Linked DNA regions of Homo sapiens: region 2 is linked to region 1. Evidence: chromatin contacts called from ENCODE Hi-C or POLR2A ChIA-PET data. All regions are on one chromosome and are shown on one strand. The core of a region is the stretch at or near the end of the contact, and the rest is flanking DNA. Distances in the headings are between cores, read along the strand shown. Region 1 has its middle 84 kb from the start of CD47. Region 2 has its middle 75 kb from the start of LINC00636.

What was found. Hi-C counts contacts between places; a loop is a spot of excess contacts on that map. ChIA-PET counts read pairs that join two places held with the same protein, here RNA polymerase II (POLR2A). Pooled maps may share reads with other maps.
Region 2: a map of posterior cingulate gyrus shows a loop between it and region 1 (3-fold over the local background). The contact joins two enhancer-like sites. A Hi-C loop is called at or near these places in 4 of 168 maps with a recorded cell type or tissue (Calu3, cardiac septum, heart left ventricle and 1 more) and 9 of 50 pooled maps. POLR2A ChIA-PET finds 5 or more read pairs at or near these places in 4 of 52 experiments (WTC11, activated B cell, activated CD8-positive, alpha-beta memory T cell and 1 more).

What each region holds. Positions count from the first base shown.
Region 1 is chr3:108,003,673-108,010,785 of GRCh38, reverse strand. No RefSeq gene overlaps it. Among named protein-coding and RNA genes, the nearest start is that of CD47, 84 kb to the left of the region's middle. RefSeq lists a silencer at 6,549-6,710. Within about 2 kb of position 4,450, at least 8 of the 41 ENCODE cell types and tissues checked have a DNase peak (open chromatin) inside an H3K27ac peak, as active enhancers do.
Region 2 is chr3:107,954,370-107,961,482 of GRCh38, reverse strand. No RefSeq gene overlaps it. Among named protein-coding and RNA genes, the nearest start is that of LINC00636, 75 kb to the right of the region's middle. Within about 2 kb of position 4,447, at least 19 of the 41 ENCODE cell types and tissues checked have a DNase peak (open chromatin) inside an H3K27ac peak, as active enhancers do.

The DNA.
Region 1 (7,113 bases), core at 3,201-5,700:
AATACATTCAAAAACCTTTTTGATTGTAAAAAGCAAATACTACTTGGGAGGGGTGACCTATTGAGTCAGTAACACTTAAGGGTGTATATGTTTACTGGGATATTTTCATCCCAACAAGAGAAATAAACGCAGTACACAAATTATAAATGCCCACAAAAGTTGGAGATGGAGAGGCAGAGATTACAGTGCTAAATATAAATGTCACATTCTTCAGGATTTCACCTTGTACCAACTATTTTAAGTTATTATAAAATATTCTGAATTCCCTAAGCCTAGTTCACGTTTCCACTGAACATTTGCTCAAAGTCTTTTCTCCATGTGGAATATCTTCTTACCCCTTGAAATAGATTTTACCTCCTCCAAGAAAACGTCTCAGATCCCCTTAGTCAGAAATAGTCTGTGCCCCCTCTCTCTTCTCATGTTATATGGTGATATGTCTATTATTAAGGCTGATTGCATTTGTTCTCGTCCTACCTAAGGCTAATTAGGCACTTGCCCATTCATTTTCCCTTCTAAATTGTGAAATCTCAGGAATCATAGCTCATTAGTTTGTGTGCCTTCCACAGGGCCCAGCCTAGTGCTATGTACATGATAGGGGCTTAATCAATGTTTAAAGACTTGAAATGAAAATATGTTCTCCCCTGGTTTGAGTAAATCTTTAGTAGAAATTTCTCCATAAATAGTCAAGATGAAGAGTTTTTCAGCTTGAGCAATCCATTTGTAGGATTGCTCTGGCCTTGATGAGTTTTCTTTGATTAAAAAAAAAATGTAACCCAAATGTACTCTCCTATGATAAGCGTCATAATTTCAAGAGACTGAGCTGTTCACAGCCAAACATTTTGAATTCTGTACTATGTTCTGAGCCAATTAGAAGCAATTGGATTTATGAATTTTTTATTTTCCTGATTGATTTTCTATTTAGTTTCTCCTGAATAAGTACTTAAAAATCTCTCCATAACATTCACCCTTTTTGTTGATTTCTAGCCCTAGAGAACCAACCTTTCAGCAATTATACAATCCCTTCACACATTTTTTTTGCATTCCACTTCTTTTAAAGTAGTTTATTGAAATCCTCTCCAGATAAAAACCTTGAAATCATTAAGCAGATCACTGTTCAGAACCACATTAATTCTTCTATTTTTCTTCTTAAAAGAGATGGTTGGTAGACAGATTGGAATAGCAATAAGGTATGGTATTTATCTATAATACCTCTTCCATGATGAATAACTAATTTATGAAAAATCTCATTAGTTGGAACATTTCAATCACAGTAGAATGAGGTCTCTGATCTGGGTCCTGGTTAATTTAGAAATGGCCTCTCTCCCTGGGGACATTCAGAGCTGCTGAAGCCAGCTGGTGATGGGGCCTGAATTTGAATACTGCAAAGCTAGGAGTATGAGCCATAGCTTCTTAATTCCTGGCTTAAAATAGCCTGCAAGGTCTGGGGCCTTGCCCATCACCATTGTTTCCAGGGATTTGGGCCCCTGTCCTGAAGATTCTCTCCCTGTCTGAAATGGTGCCACAATGGTCCTGGGTGCTTCTGTGTCTACTGGGGATTGGACTTCACTGGCACTTAGAGCTGTTGAGCTATGAAAGGCTCAGACTTCTGGAATCTCCTCTTTGACCACAAAATGCTTCTTTCAACACAGACCCTGGGAATCCCCTCTTTAACTACAATCTCTCCTGGCCTGGTTCCCTGGCTCTGACAAGCCCACTGCTTCCTTACTTATAGAGGAAGAGAGTCATAGAGTCCTAGTGGTGGACGGACCATTTGAGAGCATCCTGCTCAGGGTATTTAGCCTAGGAATGCTTTCCGCAAATGAATCATACATGGAAGTCCCATAAGAAAGAACGGAGCTGCTCTGACTGAAGCATATATGTAGACTTCAAACCACTGATTTCAGCCTATGTTCTGGTTTTATACATCACCTGGGATTTTGAATACATTGGCTTAATAGCCCTAGGCTTTAATTCCTAATAGCGAATAGGGGGGTCTCTGTCCCTGCGAAATCCCCCTTCACTGCCACCTCTTCCCGAATCTTCCTGGAAGGCTCCAGAGAATTTCTCACCTATGATCATGAATGAAATTGGCCAGCTCCCCACACAGCACCATCTCCCGGCCTTTGTCACCCTCTCGACTCCATGCAGGGTGGAGTCTATGCTCCTAAATCCAACAGGCATTGCTACTGCTTTTGCTGGGCACGTCTGCTGCCACCCTCTGCAGTGAGTATCCCTGCTACGGCCGTGGAGATGGGGAGGCTCTGTCTAAGGTTGACCTCCTTCTTTTATGCATTACATCCTGTTAAAAGGGCACTAAAGCCAGAATCATCATGAAAATAAACTTTTTGTATTGGCTCACAGGCTTTTCTCTCCCTGTGACAGCATAATTGAGTCAGTCCGGCTGGGATGAGGACCAATCTGTGTCACTGAGGACTGTGGCTTTGGTCCTAGATCAGGTTTGTGGGCTGGATTCTTTCTGCTTTCCAAAATGAGTTCCATCTGAAGGCTCTTCAGTGTCTCAGGCAAATTATTTCTTCTGGCAGTTCACTAGATGCATTGAATGGCAGCGGTCCATAAGCTCAGTCATCAACTGGGCCATCTCCTTTCATCCTTAGCCAGGGACCCCTCTCTACTCACCTCTGCCCCCAAACACAGAGTAGGAAAACAAGGTTTGTAAGAAACTTTTAAAGTCTGAGATCTCTTGATTTGTCTCTCTTCAAGGGAAAACACATTTCTAAAAAGTGATCATTTGTATTTATCACAGCAATGAGAACTGAAACCTAAGCAATTAATTTAAAATTTTGATCAAGCAAACCAATTATACCGTGTGATCTAGAGACAGAACAAGGATATAACTAGTCACTAGGATAAAAAGTCACACCACACACACACACACACACACACACACACACATTTCCCTAAACCACAGAGGGACCTTTCCTCATTCCCATTTTTTCCCCTTAGGATTGGTTTAAAGCTTTGCTACTCAAAGTGTTGTCCACAAACCAGCAACATCAGCATCACTTGGGAGCTGGTTAGAAAGGCAGACCTTCAGTCAGACCCCACTCCAGAACCCCTGGATCTGAACTTGCATTTTAAAAATGTAGGGGCTAGACACAGTGACTCATGCCTGTAATCCCAGCATGTTGGGAGGCCGAGGCGGGTTGATCACTTGAGGTCACCAGTTCAAGACCAACCTGACCAACATGGTGAAACCCCGTCTCTATGAAAAATGCAAAACAAAACAAAAAAACATTAGCTGGGCATGGTGGCATGCGCCTGTAGTCCCAGCTACTTGGGAGGCTGAGGCTGGAGAATAGCTTGAACCTGAGAGGCAGAGCTTGCAGTGAGCCAAGATCATGCCACTGCACTCCAGCCTGGGTGACAGAGCAAGACTCCATCTCAAAAAAACAAATAACAAAAACAAACAAAAAAAAGTAGGAGGTTCATACCTACATTCCAGTTGTGAAGCACTGCTCTAGATTTTATCAACCACTTACAGATAGAGACAATATGTTTCTGAGCCTTTGCTGTTCACATGTGGATGAGGTAAAGGAAGAAACAAGTCTTGGGGAAGTTGGAGGAGGATCAAGATAAAAAGTGCTAAAGAAGGATGCTGGGAATGTTCGAAGGAAAAAACCTTCATACTTCTCAGTTTTGCCAAAAATTGGCTCTGGGCACCAGCTTTTATAGTTGAAGCCAAGAGAAACATCATCCAACTGTATAATTTCAAATAGGAACTGTGGTGTTTTCTCCAATTCCACTGCTAGGCTCAGATCAGGGCCAGCGGCCCAGCAGACCAGGACCTCAATTTCCCCTTTCCTGACAGATGACAGTCCCAGAAGCTCTGTTTAAGAATTTAGGAACTGGCTTGAGAAAGAAGATATAGTCACCATTGCTTTTTCCCTTGACTGCAATCAGTAAATGCTCTGACAATGTTGAAGACATGTTGCTGGGGGAAGAAAATCCTAACATTAGTAAGTCACAATGATATATCCGGAGATTTTTTTCTGTTTAATCCTTCTTATGCTAGGGCATTTAGATATCTGCGGAACAGAAGTAGGAAAGTACCTGGCTTTGCAAAGTAATGCTGTTTTATTTGCAGAAGACGGTGAAGCTTAGCAACTACAGTGTCTAAAAACAGACACCACTTCCCTGGACTCAGATCTCACATTCCTGGGCATCCTGTCCTACTGATGAATTTCTCACTGGGAGAGCACCAGATAATGGCATTGCAGGAACAGGGGTGAAACCTGCACCAACACGCCTTTCCTGTGCCTTCTCCAGCTTACACTTTGTCCAGTGATGAAATCAGTCAGGGATGGAAGTGCAGCTGCACATGCACCCTGTGCTCACACCCTGCTCTGGGTAAATACCACTGCCCCAGATCATTTTCTTTTCCACTGAAAGAATCTTATCTTGGTGACCCAGGAAATCCAGGGCTTGCAGCCAGATACGGTGCTGTGGGTGTGGTGCCTCCGCTTGGCCAAACAGCCGCATATAACAACACAGAATTAGAAGTGGAGTCAGGGCAATGCGTCTCACTCGCCACTCTTTTATCTCTGGAGACAGGTTGCTATTAATCACTCCGACCACATCTATCAGGCTTCTCTGATTTGGCCACGGCTCATAGTCACAGAGGCACAACCAGGGTCTCCTGATAAATCAAATCCAACAGTTCTATGATAAGGACGACACAGGTGAATGAAGGGCAAAAGCATAGTCGTAGCCACGAGTCCATGCTATTAAAAAACTGGAGGAAGAAAATTTCTGCGCACTGTTAACCAAGTGCCAGAGACTATTAATTATTCTGTCTCTTTCTCTCTCTCATTTCTATCTTATTCTTTTTATCTCTCTATATACGTAAAAAATATATATATATATATTTTTTTGAGCCAAGGTCTGGCTCTATTGTCCAGGCTGGAGTGCAGTGGCACAATCTCGGTTCACTGCAACCTCTACCTCCTGGACTCAAGCCATCCTCCCGTCTCAGCCTTTTGAATAGCTGGGACTGCAGGTGTGCATCACCATACCTCACCTATTTTTGTATTTTTTGTAGAAACGGGGCTTTGCCATGTTGCTGAGGCTGGTCTCAAACTGCTGAGCTCAAGCGATCTGCTCCCCTCAGCCTCCCAAAGTGCTGAGATTAGAGACAGGAGCCACTGCACCAGGCCTTCTGTATATAATCTTATTAAACCTCCACCACAACCCTATGAAGAAGCCAGCATTATTCCTGTTTTAAGATGAGGAGACTGAAGCTCAGTGAAGTTAAGAAATGTGCCCAAGATCCTGGGCGCGGTGGCTCACGTCTGTAATCCCAGCACTTTGGGAGGCCGAGAAGGGTGGATCATGAGGTCAGGAGATCGAGACCATCCTGTCTAACACGGTGAAACCCCGTCTCTACTAAAAATACAAAAAATTAGCCTGGCGTGGTATTGGGCGCCTGCAGTCCCAGCTACTCGGGAGGCTGAGGCAGGAGAATGGCGTGAACCCGGGAGGCAGAGCTTGCAGTGAGCCGAGATCGCGCCACTGCACTCCAGCCTGGGCAACAGAGCGAGATTCCGTCACAAAAAAAAAAAAAAAAAAAAAAAAAAAAAAAAAAAAGAAAGAAAGAAAAAAAGAAATGTGCCCAAGGTCACACAGTTAGTAAGTAATGAAGCCAGTATAGGATGATAGCAGAAAGAATTAGAATAGAGAGGAAGATTGCATGGTAGGAAACTGAGTCTGGGGGGCAAAGAGAAAATGAAAAGAGAAAGAAAAAAAGGGAACAAGAAGACAAGTCCAGGAGCAGAAAGCAAGCTGCCTGTGTAACCGGAATTCCTGCACTGGGGCCTCAGCTCTGCCACACACAGGCTGGTGACTTGTGATTTGTGGTACAAATCATATAACCACAGTTTCTTAATCTGTAAAATGAGGTTAGTAATGAAATGGGAAGAGTTCCCTTATCCCCCTCGCAGGGCATGTGATGGGGGTGCGGTTGCTTCTTTGGTGCCCCGCTGCTCAAAACCCCTAGGGGAAGAAGACAGTCGGGCAAGTTGTGGGGCTCCGATCCCACGGCAGGGTCTGGGGCTCAATGCTCACAGCTCCTGAGGCCCCAGTGGGCATGTGTTACAGGGTGCTCTTTTAGCATAGCCGTCCGTAGGCCGCTTATGTTTATCAACTCAATTAGACCCCCTGCCTTATCACAAGGACAGAAGGCTTTCTGTATCCCAGGCTTTCTTGCCCTGGTGTATGGGAAGAATCGGCTCACACGTGGGCTTGGAGAATGACTGCAAGGTTTTACTGAGTGGAAGTAGCTCTCAGCAGATGCGGGAGCCAGAAAGGAGATGGAGTAAAAAGGTGGTTTTTCCCCTGGAGTCACGCTGCTCAGCGGCCTGGGGTCTTCTCTGACCGCACCGTCCAAATTCTGGCTCATTCTGCCGGTGGATGGCCTGCCGGCCTGCCTGCATCTGTGTGTGTCTGTCTGTGTGCTCTTACGCAGCCGCGCCCCTCTTGACGTCCAGCCACTTGTGCCTTCTTCTGCCGCTGCGTTTGTTTCTCTCCACATCCAGCTGCTTGTGTGTCTGCCCGCTGGGGTCTCAGGGTTTTTATAGGCACGTGATGGGGATGTAGCGGGCCAGGGTGGTCTTGGAAAATGCAACATTTGGGCACGAAAGCAGGAGTACCTGTCTTCACCTAGGTCCACGGGCACAGGCCCAAGGGTGGAGCCCTAGCCAGGGACCCGCCTTTCTCTTCCCTGACCGCCCCGCTCTTGTATCAGTGAGATCCAGCCAACTGCTTCACTGGTTTGTTTCCAGGATCAAATAAAAATATATGTGAAAATGCCTGCAAATGGAAGCTATTATTCAACGGTGTTTTAAAAAAATAATTTAATTAATTAATTAATTTATTTATTTTTGAGACAGGCTCTTGCTCTGTTACTTAGGCTGACGTGCAGTGGCATGATTACAGCTCTTTGGGCCTCAACCTCTCTGGGCTCAAGTGAGTCTCTCACCTCAGCTTCCCAAGTAGCTGGGACTACAGGTGTGCACCAGCACGCCTGGCTAATTTTTGTATTTTCAGTAGGGATGAGGTTTCACCATGTTGCCCAGGCTGGTCTTGAACTCCTGAGCT
Region 2 (7,113 bases), core at 3,198-5,697, 49 kb after region 1:
TGTGGGATCTGTTGTTGATTGTTGAGTGGGAGAATAGAAAAAGCCCTTTGGTTTGGTTTTCTCCTATACACCACACATGGCATGCAGCCATTGATCTGCACTGAAATGAACAGCAATATATACTTATGATCTTGCCCCAGGACTATGTTAACTCTTTCCCTCTCTCCTAGTATAGTGACCAGACCAGTAGCTCCTGAGAACCATACATTTCTCCACTTTAAGCAGGAAGTCACAAGCATTTTGGAGGACTTGGTGAGACATATGAATTGCAGAATGTGGAAAATACATCTAATGAAGATTGAGGGCCCTGAAATATCAAGGAAATTTCTTGATGGGGTCTAGTGGTTTGGGCATGCCATGACAACCCTCTCAAGGCAAAGAACAAAGTATTGTATATTACCCCTCCCACCACTAAGGAGGAAGCATAATGCCTGGTGGGCCTTTTTAGGTTCTGGATGTAGCATATTACATACTTGGTAACAGTGCTCAGACCAAGTGTTCATTGCTATGTTCAAAACATAGCTTAAAACAATAATCATTTTATTGGTAGTTTCTGTGGGAATCCAGGAATTCAGGAAGGTGTCATTCAAGTGAATCTGGTTTGAGTCTCTTGTGTACTTGCAGTCAAACACTTGTTGGACTTAAAATAGTGGGAGACGAAAGAAGACAGCCAGAGAGAGGAAAGGAAGACTGGAGCCGCTGAGAACTGGCCAGAGTCCCCTCCCGCTTTCCCCCTTCCTTTCTCTCTCCCTCCCCACTGTAGTCTCAGGATCTCTCCAGATAGTCTCTCCACATGGACTAGGTTGGGCTTCCTCATGACATAGTAGCTGGGTTTCAAAAACAAACATTCCCAGAAGGCAGGGTTGAAGTTGCTTGGTCTTTTCTAACCTAGCCTCAAAAATCATGCAGCATTACCTCTACCATTCTCCATTGGTTGGAGATGTCACAGACCCCATTCAGACCCCTGGGAGGGGGACATAGGCACCACCTTCTGATGAATGGAGGTTCAAAGGATTTGGGGGCCATTTTTGGAAACTGCTATAGTATGATACACTGGAATCAGCACCAATTCTAGAAAAATCTTGGCATGTGTCTTGGCTCTACCATTTTCTGCTTGTGTGGTTATGACCTATAATCTCTCTTTGCTTTAGTTTTCTCAATAGCAATATGGAGGATGACAATGCTTTTTAATAAAACTCCTTTGAATGCAAGGAATAGAGACTCATTCGTATTACCAAGGGTTGCCAGAAAAAAAGAAAAGCAGACTAAAAGCAGGAACTACAGCTGTCCCGGAACTGGAGGTGGATCTTCATGACCTTAACAGTAGGAGGTCATGGAATCTCACTCTAGTGCTCTTGAATCTATCTGACTTGGCTATTCTCTACCTTTCATTTTCTCCCTCCTACTCCCTAATCACCTTCTGCTGTCTCTTTGTCTCTTCCTTATCACTTCCGCTGACTCATAGTTTTTGCTCTTAGAACTTCAGCTAGCATCATGGCCTCTGCCACATCTCTCTACATTAAGACATTTCAACATCAGCTCTCACCACTCTCTTACTCTTTGGGAATTTCTTGGTTCAAATTCTCAGGAAAGGGATAATTTGCTGGCCTCAGAGTGGATTGTGTTTGGGTCACATCCTTTTCCTGTTCATTTAGCAACCACTCTTGTGTAAAGAATAGCTTAGCTCTTAGCAATTCAAGATGTAAGGAAATACAAGCACGCCAGCATATTAATGTATATTAGCTGGCATAGTCCAGTGGAAATGTCTACCTCAAAGGACTGTGGTGTGGATCAATTTAAATAAGGAAAGTAGGAGGTACTATAAAATACAAAACATATTAAGGAGATGTGATGCCAGGTTTTAAACACTGCTGTGGTTTAAATGTGTTCCCAAAAAGTTCATGTGTTGGCAATTTGGTCCCCAGTGCAACAGTTTTAAAGGTGGAATCATTTGGGGGTAATTAGGTCATCATGAATGGGTTAATCCATTAGTGGATTAATGAATTAATGAATCAATGGGTTATTGAGGGAGTGGGCTAGTTATCATGAGAGTCGGTTTGCTGTAAATGCCTTCTTGGCTGTCTCTCACGAGCCCTCTTGCCATGTGATGCCCTGTGCCACCTCGAGGCCTGCAGAGAGTCCCAGCCAGCAAGAAGGCCCTCATCAGATGTGGCTCTTAGACCCTAGGCTTCCCAGACTCCAGAGATGTATAAAATATATTTTTTTAAATAAATTACCCAGTCTGTTGTATTCTGTTATAGCAATGCAAAACAGACTATGACAAACATACATTTAAATGTATCCACAGATTTATTTTGTAATAATCAATACATCAAGTTAACATCCTTGGTAATTAGCCCAGCAAATTGATATTTATAGATTAATGTTTTGTTTCCACAAATGATCATTGCAACCATTCTTCCTTAGCATCCAGCCATATGCTAGCTATGTCAGGACCTCCACCAGTTGAGACTGAATCTTGCAAGTCTCAAGCAATTAGGCATTCAAATGAATGCTGTGCTAATATATAGATTTTAGCATTGTATTTTCTTGGGTTCTTTTTAAAAAGGGGAAACTCAAAAATTATTCTTTGTTCAATAATAAAGGCTTGACAATGCATCTGTTTCTAAGTGCATGCAGTATCTACTCAAATCTGTATTGGAAAATTACACTGTAAATGCTTTGTAGGCTTTTTTTTTTTCTTACTCATTTTCAGTCTCTCACAGTCTCTCACTTCTTAATCAATTCCTATTTTCTCAACACAGACTGCATTGCCACCAAGCTATCAAGTAATAACTTTTTTAGAACTCAGAATGAAAAGAAAAAGCCCAACCAAACAAACAAACAAGAATGAAGCTTCAGGAACCCTTTTCTCCTGTACCGGTACACGAAGTCATCCATCTCTGCCACAGTGGTGGTTGAATTCAGATAGGCACCTGATATGCTGATTGAAATTTTTTAGTTCAAGGTTTTTTAAGAATCTAAAATAAATTTCCTTTTCCTTGTCTTCAGGAAAGCCTACAAGTACCAAATCCAATTATGAGAAAAATGTAATTTCCCTTTTGGTCTATGACACAGCACAACAGTTATCTGTGGATGTTTAAAAAAATGCATGAAGTAGGATTCTCTTGGTTCACACCAGATAAAGTCCCCAGGAAAGTGATCCATAGTTGGCATCATTTGCTGACATTCATGTGTGATTCAACACCTCTAGACAATGATTTGGGGGAATCTGTTTTTCTATTATAAGCCAGACTTTGTCTTCTTGATAGAAACTGAAAGGATCAGCATTCCCAGCTTTTAAAGTAGATGCTTCCTGTGAGACCCAGCGCCCAGAAGCCACTCACAGACCCTTGCGGGTGTCTCTTCACATGCTGTTCAGTGCCATTGTAGAGATGAGGCATCCAGGTGACTGACGAATTTCTCACTTGTCCTCTGGCTGCTTTTGCATCTGTGGATACAGTCTCTGTATTTATAGGCGTGATTAGATTGAGAATTCTTGGGTCAACCACTCACAGATTGTATCAAAAACAATCAATCTAGTTTGACTGTCTTAACATTTTGGCTATTTTTGTTGTTAAGGCAAGCAGATCTGATGAAGTGTTCACTCCTTAGTTTGATGTTCAGCAATTGTCTGTCATGGTTCTGAAGTTGGAGGGAAAAAAAAGTAAAAATCAACTGTCAAAACAGTCAATCCAGTCGTGAATTTCTCCCTGACACCAGAGAGCATTGCTTCTCTTCTCCCTCCCCCTTTCTTCCCTCCTCCTCCTCCTTTCCTTGGGTCTGTCCCTCCCACAAACAGTTTCTCTTCTCCAGTGATGTTGATAAAAGGCAGAGAAGGAAGATATTTTAGGTTTGCAAAAGCTTACATTCTCCTCAAAGATTTCCCTTTCCTTTGTTTCGATGTTGATTATCTTTTGCTATTGAGTAGTACTGAAAGGATGGCTACACTGTATGTATGGAAAATGTGTATCTTAATGGAGAATTTAGGCAGAAGTGTCCTCTGCTTTCTCTTTCAAGATGAATTCCACTTTTCAGGGCGCACAGTTCCAAAGCCAGTGAGAGGGAGGCGGCTGGCTTGCAAAATCCTTTCCTGTCCCTGAGCCCGCTCCAACCTCCTTGGAACAGAAGAGCTCTGAGTCTGGCCCTGGTGTGGGATGTGGCTGGCTTTCCAAGTTGGGAAATGTGTTAGTAATTACTTTTTACTGCTGTCTCCATTTGTGTTTCCAGACTTTTCCCCCTCAGCCGGTGTTTTTCTCCACCCAGCTTCCTATGTCATTCTCACTGCTAATCTAACCTTGGCTCCTTTCCTCCAGAAACGTTTGACCTTGTGCAAGAACTTGGCATCCACTTCTGTCCTCCTTCTTCCCTAGAAGGGAAGCGCTGGACTGGGATCATTAGCATGAGCAGGCAGTGCTGCCAGCTGCCCGCCTGTGTCCTCTGGGCTCCGGCTGGTACAACAGTAGCCCCCATTTTCTGAGCAAAAGGGTGGTGGCCACTGGTTGTCAGGAGACCTTGTCCAACATTTTGTTTCAAGATGGTGTTACCAGGGATGTGGACTAAGTAATTAGCTCCTTTAATTGAAGGAACTTACAGGAAAAAATGTAGAAGCAATAAAACCTCTTTAGTTCACACATCCTTGCTTTGGATTTGAAAGAGCTCAGTCGATATTTTTTATGAAGACATGATACTCTGCATTAATTTGAATCTGGAAAGGGTTACAAGGAAACTGGGAGTTGTTTAACCTGCTTAAGAGAACAAACTTTGCAATCACTTAAGAAATGCTCACATTTCTTCCTTCTGTTGATAAGCTGATTACATACCACTTTTATCTTTCCATTAATTAAGTCCCCAAGGACAAATACCATGCATAGTTTTATAACTGAAATACCATCATATAGATACTTGAAATTAATACTACTTCAGTTCTTTAAAAATACTCCACAATTCCATATTTTCACTAATTCAGTCCAAACTTTCTTGATTAAACTGAACAAGTGTGATTTTACCATATCTGTTTGTGAGTGTATGTTCCTGGAGTTTATAGAATATAGCTATTTTTGTAAAATGCCTTAGGTTATAGGGATTTGGTATAGAGCTGGAAATTGGTTGCGTAGGGATGGTGATAGAAGCTGAGGGTGGGAACAGTGACTAGTCATTTACAGTACGCATTCAATATAACCCAGACTATGAAGGGGTATACGAAGTACAAAATTGTGGATAATCTATTCTATTCCTTTATTTATTGGACGGGGAGAGGGAAGAAACTTACAGGAGGGAGCAACTGTATGGGTCCAAGTGATAAGGTCTTTATATATTAGGAGATTCATATCCAGAGATAGGATTTCTCCATCTCATTCCTCTCAGATAAATGAAAAATCGGACTGTTTTTCTGATAATGAGATTTTTCCCTACCCCTACGTTGGAGGACTAGCTTTTTAGTTCAACATAAGCTTTCAGTAATGCAGTATACTACATATGGCCAGAAAGAGTGGATGTGGGAGCAAAAGCATCAGCTCTAGAGCTAAAGCCCTGGCTTGCATACTGGCTTTCCCAGTTATAAGCTGTAAGATCTTCAGTGTATAAATTATAGTAAGTCAAAACTTTGTCGTAGAAAAATACGAAGATACACGTAAAATTTTATTATTAATGAGGGAAGCATTAGGATTTTAAAATTGATTCCAGAATCAAAAAGACTAAATGTATATTTACAGATAGATAAATAGGTAGATAGATAATGTCCTCTGACATTATACTTTTTATTGAACAGAAATCATTTGCATTTTTATCAAACAAAAATCTACCAGCTAACCACAGATTCATAGACTCTCGTCCTAATCAATAGTAAACAGTAAATCAAACAAAGGTGTAGTCTCCAATAGAATTAATAATCCCCTGGGCCCAGTTTGATATTGAAAGGATATATAGGCATCTTTTTGCCTATTTTCAGGTTTGAGGTAATGTTTTTCAACAGGAGGTAGGGCAAATTACTTCATCTCTCTGAACCTCTGAAAAAAGAATATAACAACATCTACCTTACAGGTTGCTGCAAGATTAGCAGAAAATCAAATATCTAAAGCACCTCCCATGTCAACCTAAATAGCAGAGAGAGGCTCTCTAAAAGAAAATTATGTTTATTTGGGAATCGAGTATTGCAATGGGAATACACGTGCCATAGTAAATTATATGCGTATTAAGGGAAGTAAAGGGAGACAAGGGTTTTTAAAGAAGAAATGAGGAGGACTATTACAGAATTGTTTTGAGGCAATTATCCTTGGCTACAAAAATCAATAACAAGGTGGCGCCTGTCTGAGGTTGACAGGCAGTTGCTGGGCAGATGTCCTTGCAGAAGTATTTTTTGTGTAAGGTTATGGTGGCTTTTGCACAAAGTTGTGGTTTTTGCAGAGTCTTTTGTGGTGGTTTTATTTTTGGGCATACGAGCATGAGAACCCTCTCTTCATAGCCTTCTCCAGCTATATATGTTAGGGTTTTTTGTTTGTGTGTTGGTTTTTTAACATGACTGACTCCATTCTGATTCTGACAACTTTCACACCTACAATACCTCAATAAAGGGTAATTCTCACCTCTTCCTGTATTCTCCTTACTCCAGGTTATCTGACATTTTGCCAATCAGTTCTCTTTCAATTGGTGCTTTCACATATAACCAAAATAATAACTGAAGACTATGATGATAACACTGAGATTCTTCGCAGTCACTGTGTCATTACAGATAAAACTGTGTTTTCAGCATAGTATCAATGTTAGGTGTAATTGATTATGGTCTGCATTAAAAAAAAAACTCATTATCCATGGACATTGACTTAGTTGAAACAAAATAGTTAACCAAAACCATATCTTCCAGATTATTAAGCATAAAGGAAAATTCTAGCAAGGGTTTTTACCTGGAACACCAACTTGAATTCAGAAGTGCCTTTGTCAAGCAGTAGATTTGAACAAATGTTCTCTACATCTCCTTCCTATTCTAGGATTTTATAAAAAATGTGTAGAAAGGATACCTAAAAAAAATAATATGCAGAAAGGAGAAAGCCCATGCATTTTAATCACCAGGAAAAAGAACTACAATAGTGTATTAAAAATAATGAAAGTGGTGAT